2 separate regions of the Homo sapiens genome follow, and region 1 is linked to region 2. The links are chromatin contacts, found by Hi-C or POLR2A ChIA-PET in ENCODE. All regions are on one chromosome and are shown on one strand. Each heading gives the region's core, a stretch centred on a gene start or an enhancer-like site at or near the end of the contact. The rest is flanking DNA. Distances are from core to core; before and after follow the strand shown.

Evidence for each region. Hi-C counts contacts between places; a loop is a spot of excess contacts on that map. ChIA-PET counts read pairs that join two places held with the same protein, here RNA polymerase II (POLR2A). Pooled maps may share reads with other maps.
Region 1: a loop to region 2 is called in a pooled map, with 2.8 times the contacts of the local background. The contact joins two enhancer-like sites. A Hi-C loop is called at or near these places in 3 of 50 pooled maps. POLR2A ChIA-PET finds 5 or more read pairs at or near these places in 6 of 52 experiments (B cell, HEK293, activated CD4-positive, alpha-beta T cell and 3 more).

The regions. Positions count from the first base shown.
Region 1 is chr1:31,976,797-31,984,227 of GRCh38, forward strand. No RefSeq gene overlaps it. Among named protein-coding and RNA genes, the nearest start is that of KHDRBS1, 33 kb to the right of the region's middle. Within about 2 kb of position 4,760, at least 6 of the 41 ENCODE cell types and tissues checked have a DNase peak (open chromatin) inside an H3K27ac peak, as active enhancers do.
Region 2 is chr1:31,844,477-31,851,879 of GRCh38, forward strand. No RefSeq gene overlaps it. Among named protein-coding and RNA genes, the nearest start is that of SPOCD1, 32 kb to the left of the region's middle. RefSeq lists an enhancer at 4,310-4,359. Within about 2 kb of position 4,240, at least 5 of the 41 ENCODE cell types and tissues checked have a DNase peak (open chromatin) inside an H3K27ac peak, as active enhancers do.

The DNA.
Region 1 (7,431 bases), core at 3,510-6,009, 130 kb after region 2:
TCTGTCACCCAGGCTTGAGTGCAGTGGTGTGATCTCGGCTCACTGCAACCTCCGCCTCCCAGGTGCAAGTGATTCTCCTGCCTCAGCCTCCTGAGTAGCTGGGACTACATGCACCTGCCACCGCACCCAGCTAATTTTTGTATTTTTAGTAGAGATGAGGTTTCACCATGTTGGCAGGCTGGTCTTGAACTCTTGACCTCAGGTAATCCACTCACCTCAGCCTCCAAAGTGCTGGGATTACAGGCGTGAGCCACCGCACCTGGCTATGTTTGTTTGCTTTTTGAGACAGGGTCTCCGTCTGTCACCCAGGCTAGAATGCAGTGGTGCAATCACATCTCACTGCTGCCTCGACCTCCCAGGCTCAGGTGATCTTCCCACCTCAGCTTCCCGAGTAGCTGGGACTACAGGCATGTGCCATTACACCTGGCTAACTTTTGTATTTATTGTAGAGATGGGTTTTCGCCATGTTGCCCAGGCTGATCTTGAGCTCCAGGACTCAAGCAATCCACCCACCTCGGCCTTCCAAAGTGCTAGAATTACAGGTATGAGCCACTGCACCCAGGCTGAAATGAACCTTTCTTTGGACTTGACACTGGGAGGATATAAGCTTGGAGCTGCTGGAAGTTGCTAGGTAGAGAGAGTGCCCGAATGGAAAGCACACCCAGAGGAACTAGAGCTGAAGGAGAGAAAGAGACTGAAGCTGCCAACTCTAAGTAAGCTCTTGCCTAAACTCTTGAACAAACATGTCTAATGTCTGTACATCGTTTCGGGTACATGAAGCAATAATGAGGCAATAATTCTCTCTCTTTCCCTTAAGACAACCAAAAGAATCCTTATTTGGCAAATGTATCAGTCAGGGTCCCAAGTGAAAACAGATGACACACTAAAATTAGAATAATTTGAAGAGGGTTTATTTACGATGGTGTGAGTGGGTGCACAGAAACCATAGGGACAGCACAGTGGCCCGGGGCTAGCAACACTTGAGGAGCTGCCACCACCCTTAGGCCTGAAGGGACAGGGGAGAGCATTTCCTGAGGGAGGGAATTTTGGAAAAGAGGCCTCCTTAAGAAGAGCTGTGACTGCCCATCAAGGATACCCTGTCAACCTGTAGAGGGAGCAAGGGAATAACTACCCAACTTCTCTCCCTTCTGGCCCCTCAGACCCAGTGTCCCCAGTGGCTGAGCCCAAGAAGGAGCCAGAAGGCAAAGCAGCCTGCTGATGTGTCCAGACAAGGCAGACACAGAACAGGACAGAGAAGAGTGAAGCGTGGGTCTGCAGGGGCAGATGGGAGATGGCTGGCTCTCCCAGAAAGCAGCACAGCCTGGTCTGACTGTCTCTCCACCAGCCCCGTGATGGCTGGTGACAATTTGGAATCTCAGGCCAGAGGGTTTTTTTTGTTTTGTTTGTTGTTTGTTTTTGAGACGCGGTCTCGCTCTGTCTCCAGGCTGGAGTGCAGTGGCACAATCTCGGCTCACTGCAACCTCTGCCTCCCAGGTTCAAGTGATTCTTCTGCCTCAGCCTCCTGAGTAGCTGGGACTACAGGCATGTGCTACCACGCCCAGATAATTTTTATATTTCTAGTAGAGACAGGGTTTCATCATGTTGGCCAGGATGGTCTCGAACTCCTGACCTTGTGATCCGCCCGCCTCGGCCTCCCAAAGTGCTGGGCTTACAGGCATGAGCCACCGCGCCTGGCCTGTTTGTTTGTTTTTAAAGGGACAGAGTCAGGGCCGGGCACTGTGACTGACACCTGTAATCTTGGGAAACACCTTGGGAAGCTGAGGCAGGTAAATCACTTGAAGTCAGGAGTTTGAGACCAGACTGGGCCACATGGTGAAACCTCATCTCCACTAAAAATATATATATACAAAAATAAGCTGGTGGCACATGCCTGTAATCCCAGCTACTCCGGGTTGAACCTGGTAAGCGGAGGTTGTAGTGAGCTGAGATCGCACCACTGCATTCCAGTCTAGGCAACAGAGCGAGACTGTCTCTAAATAAATAAATAAACAAATAAACAATCAAAGGCACAGGGTCTTGCTTTGTTGTCCAGGCTGGTCTTGAACTCCTAGACTCAAATGATCCTCCCACCTCGACCTCCCAAAGTGCTGGGATTACAGGCATGAGTCACTGAGCCTGGCCAGACCAGAGTTTTCAAACTCTCATCATTCCCTTTGGTCTTTTCTATACATCTGTGTCCCTCCTTCCCTAGAGAAGACCCTATAGGAGGTTGGAATTCTGAGAATCTGGAAAGAATCCACAGACCAGCCCAGCTTACTTTGCAGGAGGTAGAAGCCTCTAGCTCAGCCTCCCAGTGACCAGAATCCTGGGCTGACCCTCAGGCCTCACCCTGCCAGTTCCCTTGCCCCACAGACATCTCTTTGCTTGCCACTGTGGCCCCAGTCACCACCAGACAGCAGCTCCGTGACTTTCCTTTCTCTCCATAGGAGATGTCTGTTTCCTTCTGTAGCCAAGCCAGAGAAGGTTCTGGGATTCCCCACTACTGGCAGAAGCCCACAAGTGCCCTGAGGACGGGGCTGAGTTGCATCCAAGTATCTCACTTTGGTCACGCAGACACCTGTTCCCTCTTTCTTTTATTCCCAAGACACTCACCCTAATCTTCATTGCCAAAATGAGTTACTCTCCACCTTTCAAATCCAGTTTAAACCTTAGAATCTTTCAGTTTCAACACCAGAGGACATACAATTTAAAAAATTAAAAAAATTAAAAAACGGCTGGGCATGGTGGCTCACACCTGTAATCCCAGCACTTTGGGAGGCTGAGGCGGGCAGATCACGAGGTCAGGAGATCGAGACCATCCTGGCTAACATGGTGAAACCCCATCTCTACTAAAAAATATAAAAAAATTAGCCGGGCATGGTGGCGGGCGCCTGTAGTCCCAGCTACTCGGGGGGCTGAGGCAGGAGAATGGCGTGAACCTGGGAGGCAGAGCTTGCAGTGAGCCGAGATCGCGCCACTGCACTCCAGCCTGGGCGACAGAGCGAGACTCCATCTCAAATAAATAAATAAATAAATAAATAAATAAATAAATAAATAAATAAAAATAAAACAACTTAGAATTTCCTCAGAAAGCCTTCCTCATCAGTTCTTCCGACTCCACTCTTGCTATTATGACAATTATTATCAGAAGGACTTCTGCACATAAATACCTAATAATAGCAACTAACATGTACTAAGATGTACTAAGTGCTATCAGCCCATCGCTGAGCTATTTGCAATACAGAAACCATCTCATTTAATTTTTACATCCACCTTGTAAGATATGTGCTACCGATATATAGAATATGTTGTGATTGGTAGCCCTGGACTGTACCATGAAGCGACCTTAGGAGCAATTACTTTATCCATTTCCATGGAAAAAAGTGAGGCTCGGAAAGGATAAATTACTAGCTTAAGTTCACACAAGCAAGCAAAAGGCAGAGACGAAACCTAAACCCAGGTATGACCAACCCCAAAGCCTATATTCTCTCTCTGTCTCTCTTTTTTTTTTTTTTTTTTTTTGGAGACAGAGTCTTGCTCCATTGCCCAGGCTGGAGTGCAGTGGCGCAATCTCGGCTCACTGCAACCTCCACCTCCCAGGTTCAAGTAATTCTTCTGCCTCAGCTTCCCAAGTAGCTGGGACTACGGGTGCCCATCACCATGCCCAGCTAATTTTTGTATTTTTAGTAGAGACGGGGTTTCACCATGTTGGCCAGGCTAGTCTCGAACTCCTGACCTCAGGTGATCCACCCAACTCAGCCTCCCAAAGTGCTGGGATTACAGGCATAAGCCACCTTGCCTGGCCAAAGTCTATATTATTAAGATTGCAATATTTTACTATGTCCCAGGTATGTGCAGTTCCAGAGTTAGGTAGTAGCTGGAGGAGTTTCTGAATTTTCTGTGTAACGTGGTTATATACGTGCTAGAATCGCAGTCAGTGAACTTAATATGCAAATGAAATACTCTGTACACTGTAAACAATGTTACCTCTCAAGTTTTTGCAGCAAACACCACCATTATCCCTTTGGAGTTAAACCCGCTTGGCTACCACCCTTGCTGTCAAACCCCCATGAGATGCCAAACACTTGAAAAGGGTTTCATCGGAGATGTCAGTGTGAGATTAAGAACACACAACAGATGAAATAGAGAAAACAAGGGAATTCACTAGCAGTTACTGGTAAGACGCTCAGGCTATTAGCCTGTCACACTCCCCACTGCCAGCAAAGCCATCTTTAGCCACTTGGAAACCTGGCCTTGCTTTCACTTCCTTTGTGAAATGTCCCGGGTGGTATTTTCCCCACAGTGTAAACAAGTCCTTTTACATTAATCAATTCATTTAATTCTCACAAAAACACTATAAAGTAAGTACTGTTATCATCTCCATTTTACAGATGACGTAACTGAGGCACAGAGAGTCTAAGCAGTTTGCTCAAAGTCACATGTGACATATGGCAGTGCTAGATTCAAACCCTTAAGTTACTGCGGAATCTGTGCTCTCAAAAACTACTACTCAGGCTGGGCGCAGTAGCTCACAGCTGTAAACCCAGCACTTTGGGAGGCTGAGGCAGGCAGATCACCTGAGGTCAGCAGTTCGAGACCAGCCTGGCCAACGTGGCAAAACCCCGTCTGTACTAAAAATACAAAAAAATTAGCCGGGCATGGTGGTGCATGACTATAATTCCAGCTACTCAGGAGGCTGAGGCAGGAGAATCACCACTTGACCTGGGAGGCAGAGGTTGCAGTGAGGTGAGATCACACCACTGCACTCCAGCCTGTGCGACAAAGTGAGACTCCGTGTCAAAAAAAAAAAAAAAAACCACATACACACACACAAAAACCCCTACTACTCTGTAGTTTGACAACAAAGCTAAATGAAGATAATTAGAAAATCCACTATTGCACCAGAATTGCAAAAGGGCTGTGGAGATATGTTTTTTTGTAGAATCTATGTGCTTTAGTAATGTGGAAGGGAGATCTCCCACCAAAATGTGTGGTGAGGTAGGCCTGGGTCACTCCCCAGACCAGGATCCCCCAGGCTCCAGGCTTTCATCTTAGCCCTGTAGTAACCCCCTCAGAAAAAGAATGCTTCTTTCCCATTTGTTCCAGCAAAAATCCTAAGATTGCTCTGATCAACTACCTTGGTTCTGTGCTTAACATTGACCCAGTTACAGAACTAAAGGATGGAATATGCTGACTTGTCGGGCCTGGGTGATATGCACATCCTTCTCTGCAGCCACACCCCAACACACGGAGCAAGAATGGAGAGATGGCTCCTAGCGAAAACTAGACTACTGAGAGGAGGGGAAAGAATGCTGAGCAGGCAAAACAACAGATGATCCAGGGATTCAGGCATTGACACTGGTAATTATAAGCCAGTGTGATAAATGACTTGACAGGAAGGAACTGGCACTGGAAGACAGCAGAGGAAACACCTAAACCAGAGGAAGTGGCATGTAAGCTGAGACCCAAGGAGGAGGTATCCAGGGCAAAGAGGGTGTGGGGTGGGGAAAGGAAACAGGCTGTGCATATTTTTATTTCCTTCCCTCCCTCCCTCCCTCCCTCCCTCCCTTCCTTTTTTTGAGACAGAGTCTCGCTCTGTCACCCAGGCTGGTATGCAGTGGCGTGATCTCGGCTCACTGCAACCTCCGCCTCCCAGGTTCAAGGGATTCTCCTGCCTCAGCCTCCCAAGGAGCTAGGATTATAGGCGCCTGCCACCACCCCTGCCTAATTTTTGTATTTTTAGTAGAGACAGGGTTTCACCATGTTGTCCAGGCTAGTCTCGAACTCTTAACCTCCAGTTATCCACCTGCCTCGGCCTCCCAAAGTGCTGAGATTACAGGTGTGAGCCACCACGCCTGGCCACATTTCTTGAAATGTGTGAGATTGGGGCCTAAACATTCACAGAGTCCGTGAGGATGAAGATGATGGGCCAGTCTGGGTGCCCTGGAGTGGCCTGAGCAGAAAGGAAGGAAAATGGATTAGGGGCTGAAGAGGAGATGAAGCTTTTAGTTTGGATATTGATCCTGAGGGGCACATGGGTCATTCTGTTAGAGATATCAAAGAGCCAGCTGAATATGTGGGTATGGCATTTGGGAGCAGGATCTCTGGACAGAGATCTGGGTGTGATCAGCACAAGGATGACCATTGAATGACCATCAGTTAAGGTCATCAAATGGTTACTGAGTGTAGGAGAGACATCCTTGGGTGAGGGGACCAAGTGGGAACAGACTCTTCAACAAAGACATCCAGATGGCCAAATAGCACAAGAAACAAGCATGTAAAAACATTATTACTGGCCGGGCTTGATGGCTCATGCCTGTAATTCCAGCACTTTGGGAAGCCGAGGCGGGCAGATCACTTGAGGCCAGGAGTTCAAGACCAGCCTGGGCAACATAGCCCGACCTCATCTCTACAAAAAACTTAAAAATTAGCCAGATGTGTTGGCATGCACTTGCAGTCCCAGCTACCCAGGGAGCTGAGGCAGGAGGATTGCTTGAGCCTGGGAGGTTGAGGCTACAATGAGCCATGATCATGCCACTGCACCCCAGCCTCGGCAACAGAAAAAGACCCTGTCTCAAAACAAAAAATATTATTACTTATTACTATGTGGGTAGATACATTAAAACAGTGAGATACCACTACGTACCTATCAGAATGGCTGAAATTTGAAATTAAAACGACTGACAATATTAACAACTGGAATTCTCATACACCACTGAAAGGAGTGTAAACTGGTACAACCACTTTGGAAAACTGGCGGTATTTACTAAAACTAAACATACGTATCCCCTCTGACCTAGCAGTTCCACTCAAATATATATAGCCAAGAAAAATAAATGGTTGAGTCTACCAAAAAGACATATGTAAAAGAATGTTTGTAACAGCATTATTCAGAATAACCAAAAGCTAGAAACAACCCAAATGCCTCCATTGTTATATGTTCATTTGATAGAATACTATACCACATACATAAAAAAACAAGTACTAAGTACTAACATGGATGAATTTTATAGCTATAATATTGAGTGAAAGAAGCCAGAACAAAAATAATGTACACCATGCAATTCCATTTAGAAAAATCTCAAAAACAGGTATAGTTAGTTGATGGTAATGGAGGTCAGAAATAATCGTTTCTATTGTGACAGGGGGTATGTCTGAAAGGCGGCCAAGAGAACCTTCTAGGGTCCTGGAAATAATCCGGATTTTGATCTGGTTGATGGTTATACAGGTATATACATGTATAAAACTTCAAGTTGGGTGTGGTGGTATGTGCCTATAGTCCCAGCTACTCAGGAGCCTGAGGAAAGAGGATTGCTTGACCCAAGGAGTTTGAGGCTGCAGTAAGCTATGATTGCACCTGTGAATAGCCACTATACTCCAGCCTGGGCAACATAGCAAGACCCTGTCACTAAAAACAAAAACAAAAACAAA
Region 2 (7,403 bases), core at 2,990-5,489:
AAAAAAAAAAAAAAAAAAAAAACGCTGGGCATGGTGGCAGGAGCCTGTAGTCTCAGCTTCTCAGGATGCTGAGGCAAGAGGCTCCCTTGAGCCCAGGAGTTCAAGGCTGCTGTGAGCCCTGATCACGCCACGTATTCCAGCCTGGGAGAGACAGAGCAATATCCTGTCTCTAAAAAAATTAAAAATAAAGACATTTTAAATGGAATTTGACAAGCTGATTCTCAGGTTAATCCGGAAAGAAAAAAATACAAAGAGAATACACAACAACAGAATATCCAAGAAAAAATTTTCAGTAGTTTTTATTGTGGTAAAATATATGTAACATAATATTTATCATTTAAACCATTTTTAAGTGTACAGTTCAATGGCATTCAGTACCTTCACACTGATGTATAACCACATCACCACCATCCATCTCCAGAACTTTCCATCTCATCTTCCCAACTGAAACTGTGTACCCATAAACACCAACTCCCCATTCTCCCTTCCCCACAAGAAAAAAATTTTAATGAATAAAAACAAGAAAACTGTCAAGCCAGAAATAAAGATACCTTATAAAACAAGATAAATTATATCTATCAATCATAAATGTAGCATTTCAAATCCATGAGGAAAAGATAGACTATTTAATAAATGGCATTAAGACAAATGGCTCTCCAATTTTAAAAATAGAAAATTTGAACTCTACCTCACACCAGACACACAAAGTCCCTTGAATTTAAAGAACTCAATGTAAAAAAAAAAAAACCCATAAAATCATTAGAAGAAAAGTAAGAAAGGTGGACAGATTTGACTACATAAAAACATTTAACTTCTGAATGACAGAAGACTCGATGAGCAAAGTTATAAGATGAATAACAGGCGGGGAAAACAAACCCACCATAGACATGCAGAAATGGAACAAAAACATATCTTGAAATAATAACAATTTTGCTTTTATTTTTCCCACTTCCTCACATCAATCAGAGATTTAAAATTACCTAGGAGAATTTGTGCTTTTATAGCAGGAATATAAAGAGAGAGAAACAGTCAGTGTTTGGATGTCATTGTTTTTTTAACTTTCTGGATAGTCTACTGAAGCCCACATCAGAAATCACACTTTTGAAAGGCAAAGTCTTTTGATTTGCAAGAGGCTGCTTTTGCTGAGAGAAGAAAATGCTCTTGAAAATCAAAAGGGAAGGCCTTGGAGGAAGCTGAAGGTAAAATTTATGCCTTAACGATGGATTGAGAGGGAATGAGAAGACCCAGGTCGTGTCTCCCCTAGGGAAGTAAATGGGGTCACTGAGCTGGGAAAGAGAAAGGCAGTAGGAGTGAGAGTGACCTTCGAAGAGGTCAGGGGGATCCGGGATGGGGAACTGGACCTGTGGGACCCAAGGAGAGGAGTGGAGTCAGTGCCCAGAGACAGCTAAGTCCACTCCGTCACCACTACTGGGGAGCTTCCTGGGGACTGGGCCATCACCAGCAGACCTTCTGTGAGCATTCAGCTGGATACCACAGGCCACCTTGGCTGAAGAGCCACATTAGTCATTGTATTAATCCATTCTTTCATTGCTATAAAGAACTACCCGAGACTGGGTAATTTATAAAGAAAAGAGGCTTAATAGACTCATGGCTCTGAAGGCTGTACAGGAAGCATGGCTGGGGAGGCCTCAGGAAACTTAAAATCATGGCAGAAGGTGAAGGGAAAGCAAGCACATCTTACATGGTCAGAAAAGGAGGAAGAGAGTGAAGGGGAGGTGCTACACACTTTTAAACAACCAGATCTCATGAGAACTCACTATCACGAGAACAGCAAGGGGGATGTCCACCCCATGATCCAATCACCTTCCACCAGACCCCTCCTCCAATATTGGGGGTTACAATTCAACATGAGATTTAGGGGGGACACAAATCCAAACCATATCAGCCATTCAGCTCTGCACTGTCTGACGAGGGCCTTCATTGACAGCTGTCTGGAGTGCTCAGCAGGCGTGATACCTACTCATGTCCTGATACTTTGCTGAGGACCCCCATCCACACTTATCCCTAGTAATGCCTTCCCTTTTCACATGGCTCAGGACATTCACCAGCCTCCCAAACCAAGGGTGGGATCTTTGATACCCACAGAGGAGGCAGTAATATGGAGTGAAGACTGCCTGCAAGCTGTCCTTGGGTAGAACTAGATAATGGTATAATCTACCCTGGTTAAAGTGATCCACAATATATAAAGAGCTCCTATAAATCAACAAAAAGGAGGCCAACAACCTAATAATTAAATTGGCAAAAGATATGGAAAAGAGAATTCACAGAAGAAATACAGATGTCTAATAAGTATATGAAAAGATGTTCAGTGACTGTTCTAATTAGAAAAATGCAAGTTAAAACAACAATAAGATATATTTTGCTTAGCAAACTGGCAAAAATTTAAAAGGCAGATAAGGGAAAAAAGCACCTTCCTTTGCCATTGGTGGAATTATCCATGGGTGAAGGCTTAGTAAAGGGCAATTTTGTAATTCTATTGAAATTTTAAATGTGTACAGTTTTAAACCCAACAATTCCACTTCAACCAAAATGTCCAACCAGGGGATGGCTGAGAAAGTCATGAGCAAAGGGGCCTGTCTGACATGTGTGTGTAGAATGGTTTTGCAACATCATTGTTATGAAAAACTGGATTGGGAGTAAAGTTGGGGATGTTGCCATTTAGGTGGTGATCATGATAGGCTGGACTGAGAACACGATCCTTGAGTGACCCATAAAAGAGGTGAGAAGTGACCCATGCATACTTTTGGGAGAAGACATTCCAGGAAAAGGGAATAGCCAGTGTAAGGCCCTTGGGGGAGGTGGAAGCCCATGCCTAGCATGTTTGGGAAAGTGACGCCACTGTAGCTGGAGCAGAGTGGCAGGGAGGAGGGAGGGGGACTGGGAGGAGGGCACGCCAGGGAGATCCCCAGAGGGGAGGTGGAACCAGTAGGCACATCACTCAGGGCCTTTCAGGCCATCATAAAGGCGCTTTGGTTTTGCTTAGAAACTGGAAGCCACTGAAGGGATTTATTATTTAGATTAAAAAAGCAGAATGTAAAATCAAAGTATAGGATGCTATATTGAAAAAGTCATTTTAAAAGGTTGAAAGGGAATCATCAAAATTGACCACAGCTGCCGAGTTAGGGTGAAGGGATTATGAATTTTTTCCTCTATCCAACTTAATGTTTCTGTGTTGCACGTTTGTGATTAAAATATGTTTCTAAGAGTTTTTAAAGTTGTGGTGGGTTTTGTTTTGTTTTGTTTTGTCTTGAAAAACTGACTCTCGATAGGAAGGCAGAAAACTATTATGAGGGGCCGGGCACAGTGGCTCACGCCTGTAATCCCAGCACTTTGGGAGGCCGAGGCAGGCAGATCACTTGAGGTCACGAGTTCAAGACCAGCCTGGCCAACCTGGCAAAACCCCGTCTCTACCAAAAATACAAAACTTAGCCGGGCATGGTGGTGTGCGCCTGTAATCCCAGCTACTTGGGAGGCTGAGACAGGAGAATTGCTTAAACCTGGGAGGCGGAGGTTGCAGTGAGCCAAGATTCCACCACTGCACTCCGGCCTGGGTGACAGAGCGAGACTCCATCAAAAAAGAAAAGAAAAAGAAAACTATTGTGAAGGAGGAGGAGGTGTGCAAAAAGCAATGGAGTTAGAGGCAGGTGGAGGGTGGGGCCAGGACCGAGACAGAAGTGGGGCCAGGGGTAGGGAAACTGGTACAGAGGTCGGGGGGAGGGAGAGAGGGGGACACTGAGGCAGACAGAGAGATGGGAAAAGTGAGACCAAGAGAAGCAGAGGTGAGAAATAGGGAGAGACAGAGACCAGGACAAGGGCAGGGGCCCGTGGAGGAGGCCACCTCCATGGTACTCCCTTCAGGACCTCAACACCCCATCAACCTCTCGAGACCCCTGTAAGATCCACGGGCCCAGGTGCCTGATCTAGGCAGCCCAGCAATGGCCCATCCTCCAGCCCCACTCCAGCATCTCAGGGTCTGGGAACTCAGGAGCCATCGGTGCTGCTTGGATGACCTTAAGCAGGGAAGTGGCATGACCAAGCTCAAGTGTCACAGAGCCCCTGTCTGCGAGGAGGAAATGGGTTGGGTCCAGGAAAACCACTCTGAGAAATATCGGGTACTTCTAAGAGCAAGGCAGGGCTACAAAGCGCTTTCATATCACCTGCGCGCACACACATGTGTGCACACACGCACACCCACACGTCTTGGGGGGGGGGGCACACATTCGTTACAGCCCACACAGAGAAATTCCAGTATGTGGTAAGGGCCAGAGCTCTTACATCTGCTGGAGGCAGCCAGCAAGGCCAGAAGTGCACCTGCAGCAGGAACTCATCTGCTGAGACACTGTACAGACCCTGGTGGGGCGCTCCTCACACCTGCTTGGCCCAGTTGACTCAGGGCATCCAGGGGGGACAGTTGCATGCACCCTGCTTGAACCCCATTTCAAATGCGCCCTGCAGCTTCCCTCAGCTTTTCTGCCTCCGGGCTTTCTCCTTAGCTGCAGAAGGCCACTCAACCCTCCAGCAGACACAGCTTGGAAGTCCAGGAAGCTGATGTCCCTGCGGCAGCCCTCAGCAATGAGGGACTGGAATCATGGATAAATGCGTCAGCTTTCCTACCTTCTGTGGAACAATTCTGAGGGTATTCCTCATGGTTTCTCTGAGGGGCCCCAGCAGGATATGCCCAGTTGCCTACAGTGGGAACCAGCTCAGAGAACACCCTCGTTGAAGGAATCATTGGTCCTGTGGAGCCCCACGGCCTGGGTGTGTCTACTTGCCTCTTTGCGGTATCATTTACTTGCTTCTCCATCCCCTATATTTCCTGTAGATAGAAGTCCGGCCTCAGGTTCAACTCTTCTGGCAAGGCACCAGAGCAGGCACTGTTGGTGTCCCACCATGTCCCATGGGCCAGTGCTGGAGGCCACCTGCAGACCTTCTGAGTCTTGCAACCTGAGGGCATTTTCTGCTCCTGAGAAGAGCCAGGGAGTTAACAACCCCGAGCAGCCTTTGACTAGCGTTGGGTGGAGATTGGTGGCTAAATAGCCCAGCTTCCTCGCCTCTCTAGGGAAGGTTTCCGACATGTTCTGTATAGCCTTTCAGAGGGTCCCCAGAGGAATGGAGCTCCAGTTCCCGGAGTAAAGACCCACTCATTAATTCACTTTTTATTGGCTTTCTGCCTTTCCCTGCCTCACTTCCCTATTCTCTTAAAGACGGATGCTTTCTGGGATCATCTTCCAAATAAATCACTTGCACCCCGATCCTTTTCCTAGATACAGTCTGCTTTTTTGGGAAATCCAAACTAAGGCAGCCCGTTCTTAGTTTGTACTGCACGTGACACAACTGTAAGGGTTGTGTACTGCACGTGACTTCACTTCAGGAGATACAAGAGCAGTGCTAGGGTGGGCCCATGGGCTCAGGTGTGACAATCTGATCCCTCCATTATGAAATTCTCCATCAGCCTTTCACATTAATAATTTCATCCATAGGGGATTATTGCCTGAATCCATCATTTTATTAGGAGTTGTAAAAAAGATGGTTTTCTAATTCTATCAATCCTTTCACATTTATTAGCTGGAATTTTTTAATAAAGAACTTTCCCTCATAAACTAGGGCTTTAAATTGAGATTCGGTAGTAGAAAAATGACAGGATGAGGGCCTAATTCTTTCTTTCCATTGCTAATTCTCAGGACAAGGAATTGCACCCTGGTTATCTCCAGTGGTATTTAATGATACCTGTTTGATTTAGGGCTTTCTCTCTATCGATATGAAAAAATGAGTGTTTACATAGTATGTTTCAATCCATTTCAGTCATCATTCTTTCTGATGATAAGTAGTCCCATCTTTAGCCAGTGAGTGTCCCTTCTTGTTGACCCCTATGCCCTTTGGATATGATCCCATTACTTTTTGACAATGTCCTTGCTTTCTGGCCCAATAGGATGTCCCAGGCTCCTGTTGTCTGTTTTTTTTTTTTTTTTTTTTTTGAAACAGAGTCTCTCACTGTCCCCCAGGCTGGAGTACAATGGCATAATTTCAGCTCACTGCAACCTCTGCCTCCCAAGTTCAAGTGATGCTTCTGCCTCAGCCTCCCGAGTATCTGGGACTACAAGCACACACCACCACGCCTGGCTAATTTTTGCATTTTTAGTAAAGACAGGGTTTCACCGTATTGGCCAGGCTGGTCTTGAACTCCTGACCTTGTGATCCGCCCACCTTGGCCTCCCAAAGTGTTGGGATTACAGATGTGAGCCACCGTGCCCGGCCATGTGTCTGCTTCTTTTCCCAGACCTGGAATCTGCCATTCCTCCAAGGAGCCCTGGTTCTTGGTAGATGGTGAACACGATCTGGGCACAAGTGCACACGTTGCTGCCGGGTTATTATTGTTTCTAAACCTTTTCAGTGGACAGAGCTAGGAAATACATACTTTTGAACAGGAAAAACAAAAGGATTAAGAGTTTCTGCTGATAGTTCCAATTCCAATCTAATATTTCGGGGTATTTATTTAATCTCTTTGGTCTTATCTTTGTATCTTTTTTCTCATACACTGAAGATTTTAGATTCTAGCACTAACAATTACTTATTTGCATTATTCCGTGGTTTTTATAAAATAGTTTCAAAAATAATGCCAATATTTTTATTAACAATAAGATTTCCAGATGAAGATGAACTTTTAAGACCTCCAGGAGGAAATTAAGACATGAGGGCTCTCAGCCTCAACCTCCTGGGCTTCAGCCATCCTCCCACCTCAGCTTCCCTAGTAGCTGGAAATATAGGCACATGCCACCACGCCTGGCTAACTTTTGTATTTTTTGTAGAGATGGGGTTTCACCATGTTGGCCAGACTGGTCTCCAACTCCTGGCCTCATGTGATCCGCTCGCCTCGGCCACCCGAAGTGCTGGGATTACAGGCATGCGCCGCTATGCCCAGCCCAGTTCGTCTCTTACTGATGGACATTTGGATTGTTTCCAAAATTTCAAATAATGCCACAATGAATAACTTTGTGCATAAATCATTTTGGTATTTTTCTCTGTGTATCTTTAGGTTAGAACCCTAGAAGTGGGATTGCTGTGTCAAAGGGTAAATATTAATATATAAGTAATCATTTATTTATTTTTTTCTTTTGAAACAGCCTCGCTCTGTCACCCAGGCTGGAGTGCAGTGGTACAATCTTGGCTCACTACAGCCTCCACCTCCCGGGTTCAAGCGAATCTCCTGCCTCAGCCCCCGCCACCACACCCGGCTAATTTTTTTTTTTTTTGTATTTTTAGTAGAGACAGGGTTTGACCATGATAGCCAGGATGGTCTCGATCTCCTGACCTCGTGACCCGCCCACCTCGGCCTCCCAAAGTGCTGGGATTAGAGGCGTGAGCCACCGTGCCTGGCCATAATC